Linked DNA regions of Homo sapiens: regions 1, 2, 3, 4, 5 and 7 are each linked to region 6. A link is a contact called in ENCODE Hi-C or POLR2A ChIA-PET data. All regions are on one chromosome and are shown on one strand. The core of a region is the stretch at or near the end of the contact, and the rest is flanking DNA. Distances in the headings are between cores, read along the strand shown. Region 1 has its middle 28 kb from the start of WEE1. Region 2 holds the start of LINC02709 (long intergenic non-protein coding RNA 2709). Region 3 holds the start of WEE1 (WEE1 G2 checkpoint kinase). Region 4 holds the start of ZNF143-AS1 (ZNF143 antisense RNA 1). Region 5 overlaps MICAL2 (microtubule associated monooxygenase, calponin and LIM domain containing 2). Region 6 holds the start of EIF4G2 (eukaryotic translation initiation factor 4 gamma 2). Region 7 holds the start of LINC02989 (long intergenic non-protein coding RNA 2989).

Evidence for each region. Hi-C counts contacts between places; a loop is a spot of excess contacts on that map. ChIA-PET counts read pairs that join two places held with the same protein, here RNA polymerase II (POLR2A). Pooled maps may share reads with other maps.
Region 1: a pooled map shows a loop between it and region 6 (5-fold over the local background). The contact joins the enhancer-like site here to the promoter of EIF4G2 in region 6. A Hi-C loop is called at or near these places in 7 of 50 pooled maps. POLR2A ChIA-PET finds 5 or more read pairs at or near these places in 4 of 52 experiments (CD8-positive, alpha-beta memory T cell, PC-9, WTC11 and 1 more).
Region 2: a pooled map shows a loop between it and region 6 (9-fold over the local background). The contact joins the promoter of LINC02709 here to the promoter of EIF4G2 in region 6. A Hi-C loop is called at or near these places in 1 of 37 single-sample maps with no recorded cell type and 5 of 50 pooled maps. POLR2A ChIA-PET finds 5 or more read pairs at or near these places in 2 of 52 experiments (MCF 10A and activated B cell).
Region 3: a loop to region 6 is called in a map of heart right ventricle, with 11 times the contacts of the local background. The contact joins the promoter of WEE1 here to the promoter of EIF4G2 in region 6. A Hi-C loop is called at or near these places in 3 of 168 maps with a recorded cell type or tissue (CD4-positive, alpha-beta memory T cell, ascending aorta and heart right ventricle), 1 of 37 single-sample maps with no recorded cell type and 14 of 50 pooled maps. POLR2A ChIA-PET finds 5 or more read pairs at or near these places in 11 of 52 experiments (CD4-positive, alpha-beta T cell, CD4-positive, alpha-beta memory T cell, HEK293 and 7 more).
Region 4: a loop to region 6 is called in a map of CD8-positive, alpha-beta T cell, with 25 times the contacts of the local background. The contact joins the promoter of ZNF143-AS1 here to the promoter of EIF4G2 in region 6. A Hi-C loop is called at or near these places in 3 of 168 maps with a recorded cell type or tissue (B cell, CD4-positive, alpha-beta memory T cell and CD8-positive, alpha-beta T cell), 5 of 37 single-sample maps with no recorded cell type and 11 of 50 pooled maps. POLR2A ChIA-PET finds 5 or more read pairs at or near these places in 12 of 52 experiments (B cell, CD4-positive, alpha-beta T cell, CD4-positive, alpha-beta memory T cell and 7 more).
Region 5: a loop to region 6 is called in a pooled map, with 5 times the contacts of the local background. The contact joins the enhancer-like site here to the promoter of EIF4G2 in region 6. A Hi-C loop is called at or near these places in 7 of 50 pooled maps. POLR2A ChIA-PET finds 5 or more read pairs at or near these places in 2 of 52 experiments (Caco-2 and MCF 10A).
Region 7: a loop to region 6 is called in a pooled map, with 2.1 times the contacts of the local background. The contact joins the promoter of LINC02989 here to the promoter of EIF4G2 in region 6. A Hi-C loop is called at or near these places in 1 of 50 pooled maps. POLR2A ChIA-PET finds 5 or more read pairs at or near these places in 2 of 52 experiments (activated naive CD4-positive, alpha-beta T cell and naive thymus-derived CD4-positive, alpha-beta T cell).

What each region holds. Positions count from the first base shown.
Region 1 is chr11:9,599,761-9,602,963 of GRCh38, forward strand. No RefSeq gene overlaps it. Among named protein-coding and RNA genes, the nearest start is that of WEE1, 28 kb to the left of the region's middle. RefSeq lists enhancers at 855-934, 982-1,535, 1,195-1,364, 1,425-1,654. Within about 2 kb of position 1,816, at least 17 of the 41 ENCODE cell types and tissues checked have a DNase peak (open chromatin) inside an H3K27ac peak, as active enhancers do; they include PC-9, where a contact is called at or near this core.
Region 2 is chr11:9,758,045-9,761,088 of GRCh38, forward strand. LINC02709 (long intergenic non-protein coding RNA 2709) reads right to left here and starts at 1,489. Exons shown (of 3, transcript NR_033972.1): 1 at 1,385-1,489. It overlaps SBF2-AS1 (SBF2 antisense RNA 1), which reads left to right and starts at 249. Exons shown (of 3, transcript NR_036485.1): 1 at 249-459. RefSeq lists silencers at 59-458, 579-698.
Region 3 is chr11:9,572,347-9,575,412 of GRCh38, forward strand. WEE1 (WEE1 G2 checkpoint kinase) reads left to right here and starts at 1,324. Exons shown (of 11, transcript NM_003390.4): 1 at 1,324-2,163. The coding sequence starts at 1,588. RefSeq lists an enhancer at 550-1,402 and silencers at 977-1,326, 1,347-1,556, 1,847-1,946.
Region 4 is chr11:9,459,068-9,461,947 of GRCh38, forward strand. ZNF143-AS1 (ZNF143 antisense RNA 1) reads right to left here and starts at 1,631. Exons shown (of 1, transcript NR_036539.1): 1 at 489-1,631. ZNF143 (zinc finger protein 143) reads left to right here and starts at 1,945. Exons shown (of 16, transcript NM_003442.6): 1 at 1,945-2,009. RefSeq lists enhancers at 314-949, 1,149-1,228, 1,319-1,418, 1,479-1,558 and a silencer at 2,329-2,538.
Region 5 is chr11:12,173,147-12,176,051 of GRCh38, forward strand. The region is part of intron 3 of MICAL2 (microtubule associated monooxygenase, calponin and LIM domain containing 2); the gene reads left to right. Among named protein-coding and RNA genes, the nearest start is that of MIR6124, 11 kb to the left of the region's middle. RefSeq lists an enhancer at 1,446-1,495. Within about 2 kb of position 1,470, at least 6 of the 41 ENCODE cell types and tissues checked have a DNase peak (open chromatin) inside an H3K27ac peak, as active enhancers do.
Region 6 is chr11:10,807,355-10,810,239 of GRCh38, forward strand. EIF4G2 (eukaryotic translation initiation factor 4 gamma 2) reads right to left here and starts at 1,572. Exons shown (of 22, transcript NM_001418.4): 1 at 1,351-1,572; 2 at 1-27. It overlaps LOC101928053 (a long non-coding RNA gene), which reads left to right and starts at 1,943. Exons shown (of 3, transcript NR_120540.1): 1 at 1,943-2,012; 2 at 2,503-2,567. RefSeq lists enhancers at 345-424, 1,155-1,414, 1,925-1,974, 2,050-2,656 and a silencer at 1,695-1,744.
Region 7 is chr11:12,085,435-12,088,385 of GRCh38, forward strand. It overlaps LINC02989 (long intergenic non-protein coding RNA 2989), which reads left to right and starts at 1,437. Exons shown (of 2, transcript NR_186297.1): 1 at 1,437-1,686.

The DNA of each region.
Region 1 (3,203 bases), core at 566-3,065, 1.2 Mb before region 6:
CTGGCCTCACACTCCTAGGCTCAAACAATCCTCCTGCCTCGGCCTCCCAAAGTGCTGGGATTACAGGCATGAGCCACCACACGCAGCCTTAAGCTTCCTCGTTAAAAGATGGAGCAAAATACTGAAGCTGGGGAAGACAGAGGACCTGGCTCCACCACATGCTTCCCAATTAGATTCCTGGCTTCGACACTGAAGGGACCAGAGCATACAGGGAAATGGCACTTACGTTTACTTTGCTGATTCAATTTTTTGGTTCATTTTTTTCAATCAACATTTTTTTAAAATTTTTATTTTTATTTTTTGAGACAGAGTCTCACTCTGTTGCCCAGGCTAGAGTGCAGTGGCACGATCTCGGCTCACTGCAACCTCCACCTCCCGGGTTCAAGCCATCTTCACACCTCATCCTCCCAACTAGCTGGGACTACAGGCTTCTGTCACCATGCTTAGCTAATTTTTGTTTGTTTGTAGAAACGGGATTGTTGTCTAGGCTGGTCTCAAAGTCCTGAGCTCAAGCCATCTGCCCACCTTGGCCTCCCAAAGTGCTGGGATTGCAGGTGTGAGCCACCATGTGCAGCAACATTTACTTTAAGGACTTGCACTGTGCTAGTCCTTGCACCCTCATGTCTCCTGCGCCATCCTCCTGCTCCCAGTGTTCTGGTGCTGTCTCCTCTGTGCCCAGGCCTCTGTGCCTGAGACTTGGGCAATGTCAACCCCAGGTCCCCTTCTTTCTCCTGGTACCTGAATGCTGAGCAGTTACTAGCTAGTGCTAGACACAGATACAAATACAAACAAGATAATCCTTCTTCCTTCTCCATTGTACACAGTGTAGTGGAGGTATTAGGCAGAAACAACTAACCATATACAATAAAATAATGTCCTTTTGTGGCAAGCATAGGTCACTATGGGGACCAAATGGTAAGCAATGAATCCACGGGATAAAGAGCTGGGTATTGCTGTTCGCAGGAGAGGCGACACCTCATCTAGGGCTTGAAAGATGGATAAGAGTTTGCTAAGTGGATGAGGCAGAAGGGTTTCCTAGGTAGCGGGATCCATCATCATGAACAAGGCCCAGAGGAATGCAGCTGTGCAGGTTATTAGGGTGGCAAGAGCATAGTGTGTTTCACTGCCAGTGAAGCCAGTTTCACTGCCAGATTCATGTTTTCCATTGCTGGGTTTCAATTCTGCAATAAGCAAACTTCTGAAAAATATGAATTTCTGTTTATTCTTGTTCAGACCAAAGCTGAAAATATTGATGAATGAGCAAATGAAAGGAATGTATATAAGAGAGCTTAGGCTTTTTCCATCAAGGAATGAGTCACAACAACCCTGGGAAGAAAAGAAGAGAAGGACTTGTGTCACCATTGCAATGCTGTCCTCTTCGGAGCCCCATCTTCTTCTGGCAAGGGCCCAGAGCAGCTGCTCTTGCTGCAACACCAGCTCTGCCGTCTGCTCCTTCAGCAGGCTTGATCTAGGCACTGTCCCTCATGTCCCCTGCACCATCCCCCTGTCTCCAGTGTTCCTGGTGCTGCCTCCTCTGTGCCCAGGCCCTTGTGCCTGAGTCTTGAGCATTACCACCCACAGGTCCCCTTGGGTCCCTTCCTATCTCTTGGTTCCCGAATGCTGAGTGGCCCCAGCAGAGACAGAGCTGGAGGCTGGTGGTGGAGGGCAGAGCTGTACTTCGGAGCTGAGCATTTCTTCCCCTTTGGCAGAGCAGCTGCTTCTCTATCTTTCTTACTCTTTGGTGTCCAGACAGCACCAGGAAGAATCTAGCTCCCTCCCCGACAGGAAGTAGTATGCATATTTCCTGCTGAGCCCCAAGAGTGTTGCTGGTGTGAGGTTGACTGGAGGACTTTCCCACAGGCTGGGTTTGCGGTTTAATGTGAAAGCTGAAACTAGAGGAGGAGATGCTAACCAAAGTGGCCAGAAGGTGAATAAGAGCTCAAACCTTAGGGAGCAGCAAGGGCCAGTGCAGATGTCAAATTCAATTGCAAGCCAGAGGCAGAAGGCTTGGATCCCGGCTTGCACCTGGAGTGAGTGGGAAGGGCCTGGGACAATCACTGCCCACTCTCAGCTGCCCACTTGTCAGTTGCATGCAGTTGGTCTGTCACACAGGCTCATGCATGACCACATACACACACGCACACACACACACACACACACACACATTGGCTCACACATCTAGGGGGGCAGAAAATACCCTCACCCGGGGAGGGACCCAGACCCACGTGGGGAGTCTGCAACACAAATGCCCCTTCCCCTCACCTATTCTTCTGCACTAGGTTTTTTTGTTTGTTTGCTTGTTTTTTGGTTTTTGGTTTTTTTTTTTTTTTTTTGAGACAGGGTTCTACTCTGGTCACCCAGGCTGGAGTGCAGTGGTGCGGTCCTGACTCACTGCAACCTCTGCCTCCTGGGTTCAAGCGATTCTCCTGCCTCAGCCTCCTGAATAGCTGGGATTACCGGAGTTACTGTGCCCGGCTAATTTTAGTATTTTTGTAGAGATGAGGTTTTGCCATAGTGGCCAGGCTGATCTTGAACTCCTGGGCTCAAGAGATCCGCCTGCCTTGGCCTCCCAAAGTGCTGGGATTACAGGCGTGAGCCACCACTCCCGGCTGCACCAGATCTTAGAAGGAAACCCTTCCTCAACCTCCAGTCTTCTTACGGAGCACGTGCAGATTTACATCTGTAGATGTTTCCCTTCCAGAAGACTTCAAGGCTCTCCCTTTGGGCATAATAAGAAAAGAGATCAACTCAGAGGGAGCAAACACAGAGGGAGGGTTTGGGTAGACACTTTTGCAAGCAGCCTGGGAGAGGGGCTGAGGCCTTGGAAGCCAGGAGACAGAGGACAGCCCAGGGGCCTGAGGGACTGACAGAGCAAGGAGAGAGGTCTCAGCCATGTTCTTACGTGTTTTGGCACATGACCTCATTATCATGGGCAACGTACTAAGGCTATTTGACTGTGTTGTGGGAAAGAATTGAAAAACACTTAGCGGCTGGGCATGATGGCTCACCCCTGTAATCCCAGCACTTTGGGAGGCCAAGGCAGGGAGATGGCTTGAGTGTAGGAGTTTGAGACCAGCCTGGGAAACATGGCGAAACCCCATTTCTACTAAAAATACAGAAATTAGCTGGATGTGGTGGCGTATTCCTGCAATCCCAGCTACTCGGAAGGCTGAGGCAGGAGTATCGCTTGAATCCAGGAGGTG
Region 2 (3,044 bases), core at 239-2,738, 1.0 Mb before region 6:
ACGAAATGCATACGCTTTCGAGGGAAGGAGGGGAGGAAACGACCCTGTGGCGCAGGTCTGCACGGCCAAGGGGGTTCCCTGAGCTGGTGGAGCGGCGTGGCGTGGCCTAGGAAGTCCCTGGGCGAGGGAGGCGGGGCGCGGCGTGGTGGGGGCGACTGGGTGGTGCAGGCCTGCGCACGCGCGCAGCCGTGGGCGGGACGGGCGGCCTGGGGGCTTCGCCGCCAGGTGGCAGGCGTGCGCCACGCCCGCAGGTTCCAGCCCCGACCCGGGCGCGCGGGGCCGACTAGGGTCGGGTCCAGTGTGCGGTGGTCGCTCCGCTCCGGGCCGCTCCGCTCTGGGCGTCAGGGCGCGGGGAGCTGCCCCGGGGTTCTGTCCACCGGGGAGGAAAGCCACGAGCACTGAGCGCCTCCTGAGAGCCAGCCCTGACGTGAACTCATTTTATCTGCCACGACCCAGAAGGTGGGCGCAATTTTCCTATGTTCCAGGTGTGAAAAGTGAGGCTCAGGGAGCTAGGCAGTTGCCCAAGGGGACACAGCAGTGACGGCTCTGGGACGAAGCCCAGGTGTCCAGACGCGATGGCCTCTTCCCGCGTTCTCGGCGGGTACGGCGCGCCGCCTGCCTGCGGCCCGCGGGGAGGTGGTCGGGTGGCCGCCCCGGCTCCTCCTCGGGCCCCTGAGGATTTCCGGCCGGGACCCCGAGGAGGGCCCTGTGGCCTTGCGGCATCCGTGGTCACGATTCCAGCCCCACACGGCCTCCCGCCAGTCCCTGCGAGTGCCCAAGACGGGGCCGCCCCTCCCGTCTCCTCCCTTCTCTCCCCTCCCCGGCGTCTCCCGCCGAGGGCGCTGCAGGCGGCCTGGTTGGGATGAGGGCGGGCAGGCGGCCCACAAGCAGGGGCCTGTTTCCTGACTCGTTTGACCCTGGCTGTCCCTGCGGAGGCCCCAGCAGACCCAGCAAGGTCATCTAGGGCGAAATTCCAGTCTGAGCCCTGAGCAGTGACTTAAGTTTTCCCGATAAGGCTCAAGAAGGGACACAGATTGTCCTCCCCACACCCCGCACTCTGTCAGCACCTCCACTCTGGTGAAGCCTCTGCTGCAGACAGCCCGGCTCGAGAAGAGACAAAGATAGACTTGGGACAGATAAGGACAGAGACAGCCAGGGAGAGAGGGGCAAGGAGCTCAGAGGTGAAGATGGGGCCGCGCCGATGGGGAGGCAGCGGGTCTGCGGCCGCCGAGATGGGAAGTGGGCCCTGGAGCGGGCTTGCCGAGCCTACGACCGGGGCTGGGATGTTGGAGGAAGACGCGGTCATGAGGGCTGAAAAAGAAGGGGTTTTTGGTATGGTAGAAAAATGGATTGGGCTGGCAGCTCGAAGGCCACAGCCCTGTACCTCTGGGCCTGGTCTCGTGTGTGCACCTGGGACCGGTGGGTGAGGGGTGATGTAGAGTCAATGAGGGACGAGCTCGCTGAGTCTCCAGGAGGCAGGAGTGGAGAGGGCGAGGGAGGGAGGGTAGGACCTGTATACCTACGGTGGAGGGGGCAGGCGGGGGACAGATGCTGCTGGGCCAAGACTACTGAGTCTCTCCTGCCTGCTGGAGGTCCCTAGCTCAGGACTTATTCCATGCACACTCTGATAGAATATTTACGCCCAACACTAACTGTTTGGCTTGGCAAATAAGCAAAGCCATAAAGTCACAGCTGGCCTGTAGGCTCCCAGTCACCATGTGCAGCTGAGTCACAACCACTTCCCCCACCCCCTGGGGAGCAAGCGCCTATGCTCATGCCTGCACTCAGACACATATCCACACAGATACCCACAGATGCCGCGTGCCACTGAGTCATAGCTACCTCCTCAGAGAGCACGTGCCTGCATGTACTTGCACACAGGTCCCCACAGATGCCATATACACCTGAGTGTGAGTCATCATCACCACTGAACCCTGAGGGAGGGCACCCAGAGTGTGTTCTGCCATCCTTGCTTAGAGATACCCATATACACACATATACAGATATGTGCCCACCACACATCCTGTTGTACCTGCTGCATCATACCAGCAGATCAATAAATGTTTGTGGAATGAATGAATGAGTAAACAAATGAATGAACTAACAAGTGAAAACGTGAGTGACAACCACACTGCGTGGATACTCAGTAAAATTGGTTGGGGCAGCCCTGCGGGGTGGGTCCCAAGCTCTGTGTCCAGAAGGAGTTGTCTTGCTCCAAATATATCCTCTGTGGGCGGGCAGGGAGCCAGGGCTGCCTCCCAGACCCTGACTTCACTGGGCCGGAGGCCCAACCTCTGAGGAGTTGAAGAAAATTAACAAAGAAGAGGCCCTGGCTTTCTGTAGCCAAGGCTGAGCTGTGAGATGAGTTGGTGGGGGCATGTGTACTCTGGAAATACCACTTACTCAGAGACCTGAGATGCAGGACAGAGTGCTCTGCTGAAGGGCCCAGAGAGGACTGGTTCTGGATTGGGCTTCTTGGGAACTCTGCCCCAAATGTGCAGAATGTGCAGGAGGCCTGGTTCCACTTGAGATCTGGGGCAAATACAGTGCTTGGGCTGAGCTGGTGATTGCAAAACTGAGGCCCCCTATTAGACAGTTTTCCATCTAGGCCTGCCCTTCTGGCTTGGGCTTGTTCCCAGAGCTGCTTTCCTGTCTCTCCCTTGAATCTTCTTTTCTGAAGCCCCTGTGTCTCTGCCCTAATTCATCATCTGGAATATTTTAATATTACCCCAACTGGTCTTCCCGCCTTTAGACAGTAAGACCTATCTATCTTGCTTATAGCTGTCAGAGTTATTTTTCTAAAATACAGGTCCAACTATATAACTTTCCTGTTCAAAATCCTTCCATAGCTTCCCACTTTTCAGCATTAAAGTTGGATGGCCTCAGCCCTGTGATGAGATCCTTCATGACCTTACTCCCCTCTACCTGGAGGTTATGAAAGGGTAACATGTGGATGGATAGTTGTTGGTTATATGGATCGATGGGTGATGGGTGGACTCTAGGATAATGGATGCTTATAGGGATGAATGGACTAGTGGACTGAT
Region 3 (3,066 bases), core at 74-2,573, 1.2 Mb before region 6:
AGCATATACACCACGGGGTTGTTTACAACAGAAAACTGGAAGAGGCCGGGAGCGGTGGTTCACGTCTGTAATTCCAGCACTTTGAGAGGCCGAGGCGGGCGGATCACTTGAGATCAGGAGTTGGAGACCAGCCTGGCCAACATTGGGAAGTTCGTCTCTACTAAAAATACAAAAATTAGCCAGGTGTGGTGGCAGCCGCCTGTAATCCCAGCTACTCGGGTGGCTGAGGCATGAGAATCGCTTGAACTCTAAAGGCGGAGGTTGCAGGTTGTAGTGAGCCGAGATCGTGCCACTGCACTCCAGCCTGGGTGACAGAGCAAGACCCCGTCTCAGAAAAAAAAAAAAAAATAAATAAACAAAGAAAGAAAAAAGAAAACTGGAAGAAACGTGTAAGTGCATTAAGGGACAGATTAAATCAGTTTAACGAAGCACTAGGGAAATTTTTTAAAATTGCGTTTGAGTTTGCCGCGAGCCGGGCCAATCGGTTTTGCCAACGCATGCCCACGTGCTGGCGAACAAATGTAAACACGGAGATCGTGTGCCGGGCACTTGGTTTCGTGGTGGGCAACTGTGCTGCTGTTTCTTTTGGCCGCGGACAAGGTCGGCAGAGGTGGACCCCTGCTTGGGAGAGCTCTTCTCGCTGTGCTGACACCCGCCCCTAACAGTCACCCACCCCGGGGAAATAATGGGGCTCGGAGGCCTCCTCCCAGCCAGTGTCCAGCCTAAGCACATCGGCTCCCGCAGTTCAGAAAGGTCCCGAGGCCCGAGTCACCATTTCCGGCTCAGACCTCGACCCTGAACGTGGCTGCCCACTGCCACGCCCACTACGCCCCAGTGGCTCGCCCCAGGGGACGAGGGGCAAGAAGCGGCCTCCGAGGGCAGCGGCCGAAGGCCATTCGGTCCCTGGCTCTTCCCAGCTCGCAGAGACCCGGAGGCGCTGCCCGGCCGCCTGCCCCTCTTCAGATCCCCCAGCACCGGAGGAGCAGCGAGGGGGGTGCGTCCAGGCCGGCTTTCGGGTCGGCTTAGGCGAATCCAGCTCTCTTTTGCCCCTCCCAGAAGGCCCAGCCCCGTCCGGGCGGTGTTCGGGCGGCGCCGGGCCGGGCCCCCCGCCGCCCCAGGCTCGCTCATAGGCCCGGAACACCACAGCCCGCCCAGACTTGGCTGGCGCCGAGCCGGGGGTGGAGCCAGCGGGTTCCCGCCAAAATCGCGTAGCTGGTCCTTCCCCCGCGGGCTACGTCGCGCCCTCCTTTTTTTTTCAAACCCGGAGCTGCACTGGGATTGGTGGACTGGGCACTCACGTGGTTAACGGTCGCGGGAAGCCGCGGAGCCCGAACCTGAGACTGGACCTGAGGAGACCTCAGCCTCGGTGCTCGGGCCGCCCCGCCTCTGCCGGAAAGTCCGCGCCGCCGCTGCCGCCACCGTCCGCAGCCCGAGCGCCCCGGAGCCGCAGGCCGCCGCCGCGCAGAGACGCCGCGGCTGCGACTAGGCGCGCCCAGCCGCACGTGGCGGACCCGCCCCCAGGCCCGCAGTGTCCTGGACCCCGCAGGCCTCCGCTCTCCTGTCCTCGGCCCCGTCCCCAGGGCCGCGATGAGCTTCCTGAGCCGACAGCAGCCGCCGCCACCCCGCCGCGCCGGGGCGGCCTGCACCTTGCGGCAGAAGCTGATCTTCTCGCCCTGCAGCGACTGTGAGGAGGAGGAAGAAGAGGAGGAGGAGGAGGGCAGCGGCCACAGCACCGGGGAGGACTCGGCCTTTCAAGAGCCCGACTCGCCGCTGCCGCCCGCGCGGAGCCCCACGGAGCCCGGGCCCGAGCGCCGCCGCTCGCCCGGGCCGGCCCCCGGCAGCCCCGGCGAGCTGGAGGAGGACCTGTTGCTGCCCGGCGCCTGCCCGGGCGCGGACGAGGCGGGCGGTGGGGCGGAGGGCGACTCGTGGGAGGAGGAGGGCTTCGGCTCCTCGTCGCCGGTCAAGTCGCCGGCGGCCCCCTACTTCCTGGGTAGCTCTTTCTCGCCGGTGCGCTGCGGCGGCCCAGGAGATGCGTCGCCGCGGGGTTGCGGGGCGCGCCGGGCGGGCGAAGGCCGCCGCTCGCCGCGGCCGGACCACCCGGGCACCCCGCCACACAAGACCTTCCGCAAGCTGCGACTCTTCGACACCCCGCACACGCCCAAGGTGAGAGCGGCGGGCGCGGGCACCCGGCGGCCGGGGCCGCGGCGCCGGAGGGGCCAGCGCCGCTGCCTGGGTTCGGTTACAGAAGCGGCCGGCCGCTCCCCCCTCGCTTTCCTGCGCCGCCCCCCAAAGTTGGCAGCCCTTGTGTTTGGCCCTGCCCCGAGGTTGTCCGTTGAGATTATGTAACTGAACAATGGGCCTCGTCTGGAACTTCATCTTACAAAGGGGCCGATCGGCCCGTCCGGGTGGCCAAGGATTTGCCGCCCGTTGAGTCCGGGCCGCCCCGAGCGTGTCAGCCCCGAGTGCGGCACCGATAACGCGGTTCGCGAGGATGCTGGAGGGTGCCGGCCCGGCCACCTGACACTCCCGAGCCATAGGATGCCTTTTAAACGCGGCGATCGGGCCTGTAATTTGGGCGGCGCGGGCAGAAGGAGTTTAAAGAAAAATAATTGTCCCGCCCTGATCGTGTCGTGTCGTGTGGCGTGGATGGGGGAAAGGTCTGGGGCATGCAGGGAGACTACGCTTGGACTTGGGAGTAAAGGCTGGCCTTCCAAGCATTTACAGTCCTACAGACTCATCCTAAGTCCAGGCAGTACTGAGGCCTGTTTCTGGACAAGGTCTTGGCCCAGCATTTGTTTTTATCGTGGGTTTGCGGTGCCCAGAGTTTGGCCGGCCTCCGTGTGATTAGGAACATCCTACCGTAGATAAGGTATCTTAAAGAAGGAGGTGTTCAGCACCTGTGTTTTGAAAGGCCTTCGAGTACTGCGCAGATGACCACTTTTAAAACTGCAGATTTTAAAGCTGATACTTCCAGAGATTAAGACAAGCCTCGCATTTGTAAGGTTAACAGGGAAGATGCACCTTTTAAAGTGAGTTTGTTTTGTTTTCAATGTACTGTTTGTCATC
Region 4 (2,880 bases), core at 381-2,880, 1.3 Mb before region 6:
GACGGGGTTTCACCGCGTTAGCCAGGATGGTCTCGATCTCCTGACCTCATGATCTGCCCGCCTTGGCCTCCCAAAGTGCTGGGATTACAGGCGTGAGCCTCCGCGCCCGGCCACCTAATCCATTTTTTATATGTGACACTTTTATTTTAAGGGCTTAAAAAGTAATCCGGGCCGGGCGCGGTGGCTCACGCCTGTAATCCCAGTACTTTGGTAGGCTGAGGTGGGCGGATTACGCGGTCAGGAGTTTCAGACCAGCCTGGCCAACATGGTGAAACCCCGTCTCTACTAAAAACAGAAAAATTAGCCGGGCGTGATGGTGGGCGCCTGTAGTCCCAGCTACTCAGGAGGTTGAGGCAGGAGAAATCGCTTGAACCTGGGAGGCGGAGGTTGCAGTGAGCTGAGATCGTGCCACTGCATTGCAGTCTGGGCTACAGGGCGAGACTCCGTCTCAAAAAACAAACAAACAAACAAAAAACAGTAATCCGAACTGATTTAAACTTCTTTATTAACAGAATATATGTTCAAACAAAGCTTAAAGTCCCATTTTCTTTCCATTGGCGTCTAGGCCCCTATTACTCAACTATCCGTTGGTTAGGGCCTGCACCTCAAGGTAGGCTTAATTGTAAATCAAAATATTTACTATCCACACTTAGAGGGCTATCTGTAACATCGTTTTTATTTATCCCCGTCCATTCGATAATCGTCTGAAATGCAAGACATTAAGTTGAACATCATCCAGCTTTCTCCCTGTTTTTCTAAGCGCGATCCAAATCTGTTACAACAGGGTAGTCTCTCATTCTCTTGGTAGCTCAATTCTACCCCCTGGCCGACTTAAGAAATTTTGAGTCTAATACACCCACCTCATCTTTAGTCGGCCTGGTGCGCCAACGCAAATTTGTACTGAGTACCTTCGGAACTGACTAGTAAGTATATCCAAAGGTTTAGAAAGGGCTGGGTTAAGAGCTACAAGAAGCATTAACCGCAACGGCCACAACTAATTTGTATCCATTCTTAGTAACTTTAGGGAACCAGACTGAATGCTTCTCCCACCCTTTTGACTTTCCTTTATTAGTTCGCAACACAAGAACATACAAAAGACCGTAGCGACAACCATTTCTGACGCCTTCAACTTTTAAATCCAAATTACGTGAAACCACAAAGCATCAGTGGTGTCTCCCCGAGGAATCCAAGACCCCCCGGCCGGTTGCCAAGCCGCCGGAATTTCAGCAGGAGAGGAAGGCTCACCCTCCCACCGCATGGCGATGCCCGGGAGACTGGAGAAGCTCAGGCAGGCTTGGAAGCCAATCCCCGGCATACAGCAGCTCTCGGGAATGCAGAGCCCTAGAGCAAGACCAAGGGCCTCGGCCGACACTGAGAGCCTCCAGGGAGAGGTCAGGTCTCTCTTTCTGTCCTATTTCTCCCTTCGACTTCCCTCCCAGCAGGCTGCTATTGAGCATTCAGCAATCGCCAGACAAAGCCCTTCTGGTCTGCAGAACGCACTCCGGCAAGCCCACCGGGAGAACCAAAGCCGCCTCCTCGCCCCTGTGGGGAAAATGGCGCTCGTCACCCCGGCTCCCTCCCGGGTAATCACAAGGACCAGCCTCCCTCCCTCGCTACAAAATGGCGCCTCCCGCTGGGGCCCCAGAATCGGTATGACTCGCTAGTCAGTGAGGCGGGGTCCGTCTGGGATAAGCGGTTATGTCAACCAGTCAGACACAGGAGCTTTGATTCTGCACTTTGCGCGAGCCACTCAGGGGCGGGCTGTAAAGTCAGGCTTGGCTGACGTCAGTTGAGTGGGCGCGGCTAGGGCGGTTTTCTTTCGCGTCGACCAAACGTGGGCCAATGGAAAACCGGAAGCGTCCTGTGAGTGATGTAATGACAGCCCAATGGAAGCTGGGGGCGGGCCTCAGACACACTATGCGGGTTGCGGGGCCTGGGGGCCGGACGGCTGTTTCCTGTCCTGGTGCATGGTGGTCGGACGAAGGAATTGTTGGAAAATTTTCTCGGAGGTTCGTATATAAATGTGTTTTTACCCAGTGTGCATTATTCTCCGCCTGGCCGCCGCCCTCAGCGCGGCGGCGCGGGCCCGCTTGGGCCCGGGCTCCGGCTCCCGCTGCTCAGCCTCCGCCGCAGGCCTTGCCGATTTTATGGGCCGGCCGCGGTAGCGGCGTCTGGGCAGAAGCGGAGTTTATTAATAACCCGCGGCCGCCACTCTAGGCGGCGGAGCTTTTTTCGTTGAGGACTCAACTCCCCCCAGCTTGTCTCTGAGCGATGCGCCCCGCCTGTTTCCCTCAGGGGACCGCCAAGGGGAGGGAGTGAAAGAGGGGAGGGTGGAGCCCTCGGGAGCCTTGGCCGCGTTTCTCGGCCTGACCTCCGCGCAGAGCGAGTCCCCAGGCGCCGCCGAGGCAGAGTTCCGCCGCCTGGGACGCCGGGCCCACGGGCCACACCAGGCCGCAGCGGGGGCGCCGGGGACAGGGCTGGCCCAGGCCCTCCCAGGACCTGCCGGTCTCACCTAGCGCTTGCTTCCCATGCGTATCGTGGGCAGATTGTTTCCCCCTCACCCTTTCTTCTATTAAAAAAAAAAAAAGGTTACTGAGGTCTAACATCGGATATTAGAAATTTACAATTTTATCCTCCCTTTTCTCCAGTTTTGGCCAAAAGAGTGAACAAATTCTTATAAGTCTCTTTGAAACGTATTATTGTGGAACGCGAACTAGTTTTTATTCCTTCCCCTTTTGCTTTGGACATTTGTTTTTTCCACATAATAACGAAGTTAAAAAGAGGAAAGAAGAATACCATTGCCAGCCCATTATTTGTTTAAAATCAGCGTCAGCCTTTGCTTTGGAAGTGTCTAAATCAGCTGATATAATCAAGTGAGAA
Region 5 (2,905 bases), core at 220-2,719, 1.4 Mb after region 6:
TTGGCTCTATGTGACAGATTTCACTGCAACCTGGCGTATTCTACACCTCCTGCTATCGGTCTTACAGTCTTAAGAGATGTAAATACAGGGTAGCGAGCTATACCAAAGGGTGGTCTATGGGAAATCTGCAGTGGAAAGATTTTATTCTCAGGACCCTTTCTGCAGGGGACAGCTGTCAAAATCTGAGGAATATATAGGGGGAGATGTTTTTTAAGTTCAAATCTACAAGACTTAAGTCCAGGGGAAGTTTCATGTCCCCTTCCAGCCAAGGAGAACATGCTCATGTTTACTTGCAGCTGCCTGTTGCTCCTCTCTAGCTTTAAGAGAATGAGCTCTTGCATTTACTCTTTGCCCCTGGCATTCCCAATGTGTCTTTTTAAATTGTGGTAAAATATGTTTAACAAATTTGTCATCTCAACCATTTCTAGGTGTACAATTAATTCAGCGGCATTAATTACATTCTGGATGACGTACAACCATCACCGCTTCCTGTTTCCAAGATTTTTCCTCACTCCAAATAGAAACTTTGTGACCATTATGCAAAAACTCCCTGTTCCCTTCTTCCCTCAGCCCCTGCTACCCTCTCATCTTTTTGTTTGTGTAAATTTGTTTGTAATATTTCATGTAAGTGGAATCATATTGTCTTTGTCTTTTTGTGTTTGGTTTATTTCACTTAGCATAATATTTTTGAGGTTTGTCCACATGGTAGCATGTGTTGGAATTTCATTCTTTTCTTTTTCAATCTTAAAAATATATTTAACCAAATATATCCAAATTATTATTATTTCAGCATGTAATCACTGTGAAATTATTTAAAGCTATTTTACATTTTTTCGTACTGAGTTTTTGAAATCTGGTGTGTGTTTTATAGAGCATCTCAATTCAGATGCTAAATTTTAGTCAGAAATACTTAATCTGTATTTAAATTTTATAAAACTTACAGTTGAAAAAAGTAGATTTACATATCCAAGTTATTCCAGTCATAATTAAAACTTTTCCAGTAACTGAATTGAGTTTGAGGTTTTTTTCAAGCAAAATGTGGTAAAATATACATAACATAAAATTTTAACCATTTTAAAATGTATAATTTGGTATCATGAAGTACATTTACATTGTGGTACACCCATTACTATCATTCATCTCCAGAAGGTTTTCCATCTTGCAAAAATGAAACTCTGTACCCATAATCAGTCACTCCCCTCTCCTCCCCACCCCCACCCCCAGCCCCTGCCTACCACCATTCTACTTTCTGTCTCTAGAGTTTAACTATTAGGTACCTCGTTTAAGTGGAATTATACAGTATTTGTGGCTGGCTTATTCACTTGGCCTGATGTCCTCAAGGTTCATCTGTGACATATGCCAGAATTTCCTTCTTTTTAGGACTGAATAATATTCTATCCTATGTATGTACTGCATATGTTTATCCATTCATCCAGTGAGGAACCCTTGTTTTTTTTTTTCTGCTTTTTGGCTAAGATGAATAATGTGGTGATGAACACTGACGTGCAAGTATCAGTTTGAGTCTTTGTTTTCAGTTATTTTAGGTATATACCAGGAGTGGAATTGCTGAGTCATATGCTAATTCAACTTTTTGAGGAACCACCAAACTGTTTCCATTTACCCTTATATTTTAAATTGCCATCCCTGAGTTAAACTTTTCGCAATTATTAATTCATTCAAAAAATCATTTTCAGCCAGGCATGGTGGCTCACTCCTGTACTCCCAGTGCTTTGGGAGGCCAAGGTGAGTAGATTGCTTTAGCTCAGGAGATTGAGACCAGCCTGGACAACATGGCAAAATGCCATTTCTACAAAAAAATACAAAAAAGTAGTCTGGTGTGGTGGAATGCACCTGTAGTCCCAGCTACTTGGGAGGCTGAGATGGGAGGATCGCTTGAGCCTGGGAGATCAAGGCTGTAGCAAGATGAGATGACACATCTGCATTCCAGCCTGGGCAACAGAGTAAGACTCTGCTTAAAAAAAAAAAATCATTTTAAGTGCCTGCTACATGCCAGGTGCTAGGGACATAGCAGTAAAGAAAACAGACAAACCGAGCACGATGGCTCACGTCTGTAATCCCAGCACTTTGGGAAGCTGAGGCATGCAAATCACCTGAGGTCAGAAGTTCGAGACCAGCCTGGCCAACATGGTGAAACCCTGTCTCTACTAAAAATACAAAAATTAGCCAGGCGTGGTGGTGGGTGCCTGTAATCCCAGCTACTCAGGAGGCTAAGGCAGGAAAACTGCTTGAACCCAGGAGGTGGAGGTTGCAGTGAGCCGAGATTGCGCCACTCCACTCCAGCCCGGGCAACAGAGCAAGACTCTGGGTCGAAAACAAAAAAAAGAAAACAGACAAAATCCTTGTCCTCTTGGAGTTTATGTTCTTATCAGTGAGAGAGAGAGAGAAAGAGAGAGACAATAAACAAATGTGTGGGGAGTCTGTGTGTGTGTGTGTGTGTATGTCAGGTGTGTGTATATCCTAGGTAGAAGATACAGCAGGGCAGGGAGAGGAGAGTAGGTTGCTGTTTGATATAGGATGTCCTGGGAAGGCTTCTAGAAGATGGTGACATTTGAGCAGAGACCTAAAGGAGCAAGGTGATGAGTGTGCAGTTCTTAGAGGGGAGTGAATGCTAGGCAAAGGAGCAGCAGGTACAGAGGTGCTGACGCAAGTGTGCTCAGGATGTTGTGGAAACAGCAAGGAGACCTATGTAGCTGGAAGGAGGCAGGCTGGGGGTGGTAAGAGATGGGCCAGAGAGAGAGTGGGGTTGGGCCTTGGAACCCTTGAAAGGACTTGGGCTTTTACTCTGCATGAGATGCAAAGCCACAGGAGGCTTTGAGTGGAAAGTGACATGACTTCCTCAGGTAAGGAACTGTGAAATCTTGGGGATGAAAAACGTAAAGGAAGA
Region 6 (2,885 bases), core at 322-2,821:
GGGGAGGGGACAGGAGAAATGAAATACCTGGAACGAGAAAGAGCACCAAAATTAGACACTGCTAACATACAGATCTATAAGCCTTCATTCAATTACAACGTATTTCAGATCCTGGCACTGTCACTGCATTGCAGATCTGTAAGACTAACCTAAAATGTACTCAAAACACTGACAATTACATTTTGTTTAGCCACCTGGAAATTCCCCGGTGTTCAAGGATGCAAAGAGACTTCGTAGAACACAAGAGCATTTTAAACGGCTCAGAACGAATCTTTTGAAAAAGCCACATTCTACTATCTTTAAAACTGAGCACTGAGATCAATAGAAAAGTCTAACTACAGACACGAGCAACATCACGTGGAAAATGTCTGCCCTAGGAATTTTTACTGCCTTGACGAGGCCAGCGACTAGATGAGGTCTCTCCGAAAGCTCTTCAGCAGTTTTCCCCTGTCCACCCTTTCGCCTCCTCCCCGTGGAGAGCTCGTGGAAAGACGCGCGAGAGGGGGCCGGGTGTACAGGACTAGCACTTGCAGGCGGAAGACCAGGGCCACAACATGGCAGCAGGAACCTCCGCCCCGTTTTTCCCTTCCTGGGAACAAAAGAGCGGAGCATTCCTCCCACCCAGGCGCAAGTTAGGGAAGTGCTTCCGACAACCTCCCCGCGAGGCCCGGGTCGCTCGACGGGGAGGAGCAGCTGAGGCCACCCCCGCCAGCCCGGCGCCCAGCTCTTTGTTCTCCAAGCAGGAAGGCGGCCTCCTGCCCACCCGCCGCCTCCAAGCGGGCCCCCTCCTGCACCATAAATCCCCCCGGGACTGACAACCGCCTCGCCACGGCCTCCTCTGCTGACAAAAGGGGCAGAAATCATCACTCTCTCTTTCCTCCCCGACGAAGGGCAGCCCCTGCCGACTCCAGGTCCTACACACCTCCCCGCCGGGAGGCCAGGCTCCGGGACGCCTGCGGTTCCCTGGTCCCGCGCCAACGGCCTGGCCTTCCCTGCCGGCCCGCGTGCCTCCCGCCACGGCGCTAGCGGTCCGAGCCACGCTCCCTCGCCGTCCGAGCACAGCCGTGCCTCGGTCCGCCACGGCCTCGTCCCTGCAGGCGTCGGCCATCCGGCCATGACCGCACGGCGGCCTGGCCAACACTGACGTTTTCCTTCTACTCCGTCAGCAACAGGAAGAGAGAACAAAAGCCAAGACTTTCCAGGTATCTGAAGCGCAGAGGAAATGCTAAAAAAGGGTCGCCCCACCCGGCTCCGCCTGCGGCCGCCATTTTGTACCACTCGAGAAGAAGCGACCAGGGACGGCGGCCATTTTAGAGCGCTCCACTCGGCGGCGGCAGCGGCTCAACTCACCTTCACCGAGAACTCAGCAGCTGCCACCGCAGCTGCCTCCTCAGGATCCGGTCGTCGGGGATAGGGAAGGGAGGGGAAAGGGGAACGGAAAACAAAAAAAAGGGGGAGGGAAGGGGGAGGAAGGAGTCGGGGACGGCCTCAAACTCAGCTCAGAGGAGTCGCTGCTGCAGCCGCCACTCGGTACCCGCTGCCACCTCCATAGAGCTCCGACTCACTGCTGGCGCTAAGGCGTGTCTGAAGCCGAACTTATCACTCTTGGGGCAGCCGAACCCACCAGAGTCTCCCCGAATGGCTCCTTCGCCGCCCAATCAGCGGCCCGGTTGCCGTCTGCCACCAATCCGCGCAGGGCAGCGAGGAGGAGCCACAGGGCTGAGCTCGGTTGCGGCGCAGCCCCGCCGCAGTGCGCAAAGCCATATTCGCGAAGTCTCTGAGGCTGAGCCAGTGGCGTAAGGGGCGCCGAGCGCTGTCGAGATGAGGGTTGCGTGCGTAAAGCCGGAGAGCCCTTTTGAGTCTGCGTTGGCGTGGCTGCTGCTTCTTGCTCCAGTCCCTTTGTTCACTGAGTCCATATGCCATGCTCCAGTTGTATCATCCCCTTTTCCCTCGACCTCGTTTTCTCACCGGGAATATGGGAAGAAAACGCACCCTTACCTCCCCCGAACCCTGTGCGTGGCGAGTGAGCATTGCTTTTCTTGGCGCCCCTTGGAGCTGTGGCTGCCCTCGCGTGCCTGGCCTCTCCCGGGGCTGAGCCCTTCGGGTTGAGGCCTGGAGCCCCCGGGCGCAGCGCCGGGACACTACCCGGCTCCAGGTCCTCGGCTTCGGCAGCCTTAGGGAACCCAGAAAGTAGTGGGGAGGAGGCGAGACGTGCGCCCGGATGCCAAAGGGGAGCTTCATTCAGCTCCTTATTGGCCCACCCCCTGCAGAGTGAATGAGAAAGTGATGAAAGGAAGGGGTTGATTTTCTTCGAACCGCACAGAAGAAGCTGCTTTTCCCATAGGAATGTCCGGCTGGCGGTCACCGAGGAAAACACCCTGTGTGTCAGACTTCCGCGGGTGTTTGGAGGATTTCGAATTGCTAGCTCCTGTTTTTTTTTGTTTTTTGTTTGTTTAAGTGCACGTTAAACATTGTCAGTTGTGTATTTTCATTTTATTTAAGGTTCACCATAAGAAATAGGATTAAGCTTTTCAAAGCCGGCAAGTTGAACTATTTATACTTACCAGGTAATGTATTGATGAGTACCTTATTCCATCGTTTGCGACATTGTAGCTATACTAAAATGGAGTCATACTTCCATAAACTTAAACAACAAAAATGTCCCCATCTCCATTTTAACATGTAGTACTTTTACAGTGTATAGTCAAAGGCAAGAATGTGTGTGTTTTAACATGAATGACTTTTAAAGTGTTCAGTAAGAGGCAGGATTTTCAAAGACCCAAACTTAACCTTTGATGTGTCAAAACAGCTCTTGGTATTAGAGCACCTGGTCCTTAATACAATTTTCCGGAAAATTGCAGTTTTTCCTACGACATTTAAATGTA
Region 7 (2,951 bases), core at 187-2,686, 1.3 Mb after region 6:
ATCCTTGACTGCGCCTGACTCAGCCATCCCTGATTGCATCTTCTGGGCTCTTGTGCTCCCAAGGATGTAATTGAGTGTGCTATGTGGGGAGACAGTCTCATGATTTCCTCGGATGGAAACCAAGTGGAAATAAAAATAGTTGTGCCAGATTGTTGGTGTGCATCACAGCTCAGGAGTGGCCCTGGGATGCCTGGGCCTGGGCTGGAACCTGGCATCCATGTTGTATGCCCGATTTCCTCCACCTCCTCCGCTCAGGGTGCTGGTGTGTATGCCACCTCTCTGAGTGAGACAGGAAGATTGCGTTTAGCTCAAGCACCTTCTCATCAAGACTCTTTCGGAGGGTTCAGAGGGCTTGTTTCTGAAGCACTCAGCAGGCAGCCTGGCATAAAGCAGGTGCTCAGTGACCAGTGGGTATCAGTTGGTCCCTTGCTGCTTTGAGTTGGGCAACACTGAGGTTGGGACTACAGAGGTCATTGCCCCTTAAGAAGAACCTAGAGCAAGTTATCTCTGAGGCCCTCGGAAGCTTTGTTCAAGGGACATTAAGTCCCTTTGTTTGGGGCTGGGGAGTACTGAGACTACAGTTTGGGAAAATGTTGGTCTCTGAGATGTAGGCTGCCTGATGACTAGCTGTGCAAACAAAACCTCGGACTTCCCTCCGCATTTCTTTCCTTTGACCCTTCAGTGTCAGCAAGCTCAGGGTCAGAAACCCTGCACTCAACTCCTTTGCTAGGGATTTGTGGAGGCTGATAAAAGCCCGCAAGGTGGCCAGGGCTGCTGGGCAATGTTGGCATCCTGCTGATACAAAAACTCAGCTTGGATCTCCAGCACCTTCTCCTCAGATAAAGCTGGTAATTTCCTGGAGCAACCACACTTGGAGAGAACCAAGCTTGCAGGGAGCTCAGAGCAGCCTAGGCAGGTCACAGTGGACAGGAGGGATGTGGGACTGGCAGGAGGAAGTCAGGAAGGAGCCTTGATCACTGACTGCAAATAAAAGCTTCATGTGGTGCAATGAAATCACCCTATATGGCTTGAGAGGAAATTCTCTGCAAGGAGCTGCATGCAAATAGGTCATCAAGTAATGGCAAAAATATGCAGCCAAATGGAGGTGCCCCTGCAGTTTCCGTGTCTCCAAGGACTAGATAAACTCCAGGAAGGACTCAGGGCTTGATACCACAAAGGATGGGGAATAAGAGATGCTCCCTCTGCCCCCATGAGCCCCCTTAGCCAGCCTCCTGCCTCCTGCTTCCCATCTCTCCAAGGGGATCCACCCTGAGTCTGACCAGCATCCCCGTGTTCCCTGTGGCCGGGATCAGGCAGGGACACAGAGATTGCTTGAGACACTTTCTGGTGACTAATGCAGTATACTTGAACAGGAAACAGACTGGAAAGGACTTAGGGGGAGCTATAAATAGCCCATGTCCTAAAAAAATGAACTTGGGAAGAAATGGAATTAACAAACTGGGAGGAGAACAAGGAGATCACAGGCTCCAAACAAGACCAAGCTTTCTCTTGGGAAATGAGCTTTTCTCCCAGATGGAGCTCCATCTGCCCTTGCAGGATCAGCTCCCCCAAGTGTGCCCTGCTCCACCCTGGGGTTGACCAGCCAGCTCAGCCTGCCTGCCAATATGATGCCTGGAATTGTCTGTGGTTCTGGGGGCCAAGCCTTGTCAGGATCATCACGTAAGGGTGTGTATGTGCGGAAGGGTGGTGGCTGAGGCTCAGGATTCAAGGACTATGGACCATGGTGGGAAAGTAGAGAATTGGAGCAGTGACAGGTCAGGGACATCCCTTCTGATGTTCCTCAGTTCTCTTCTGTTCTCTGGGCTTCAGCAATCTGCTGTCTCTTGAACCCAGTGAGGGGAGGGGTGAGTCAGGCAGAAGAATGAGCTCAGGTAGGATGGCACGTCAGCAGCCTGGAGTCTGACACCGGCCAAGACACTCAGTGGCAGAGTAATGTAGAATAGAACACTCCATTTCACTAAGACTGGTTCCTTTTCTGTAAGATTGAGAGGTTAGACTAGTTCACTGGATTTGAAATATTTTTATTTTTTAAAGATGCATAACCTTTCTCCAAAGGAAATCACAAGGAAAGAAGAGTACTGCCCTGGTTAAGGTGGGGACTCAGGGTTTCTCACACTTACACTCAACCATTTCCCTTGTGGTAGCCCTGAGAAACTGCCACAGTGCACCAGGGCGTCGCCCAGCTCTGTTGAAAGCCACAGGACTGGAGCACTTGGCAAGTTTGGCTGGCCACCCAAACACAGCTCCTCACGGTTTCTTTCTGTCTTTCCTTTCTCCATAGAGGCTGGAAAGCTAAAACAGTGAAAGGTAATGCTGAGCAATGGAGGCCTAACTAATGATGTCAGTGAAAACAGAGGAGGAACTTGTAATTTACACTCCCCAGCTAACTTCTTCCTCCTCTTCTTCTTTTTTTTTTTTTTTAAAGACAGCATCCTCCTGTCACTTAGGCTGGAGTGCAGTGGCATGATCATGGCTCACTGCAGCCTCAAACTCCTAGGCTCAAGCAATCCTCCTGCCTCAGCCTCCCAAGTAGCTGGGATGACAGAGGCATGCCACTATACGCGGCTCCTAGCAAACTTCTTATATCCTTATTAGTTATTGTGATAGACTGATTGCAAAAACAGCCACAATCGTCTATCCCTTCCAGTCCACACCCTCTGCATCCTCAATCCACACCCTCTGCAATGTGACCGTGTAGCTCCTCCCATCAAGAGACAGAATCCATTTCCCCACCCTTTGAATATGGGCCGGCCTTGAAATTTGCTTTGAACAGTGTTTATTGAAAGTGACAATGTGCCAGCTCCACGCTTAGGTCTTAAGAAGCCTGTGTCTTCTACTGTCTCTCTCTTAAACCCCTGCTGCTGCCATGAGAACAAGCTGGGGCTAGCCTATGAGAAATGAAATATCACACAGAGCAGAGCCGAGTTGTC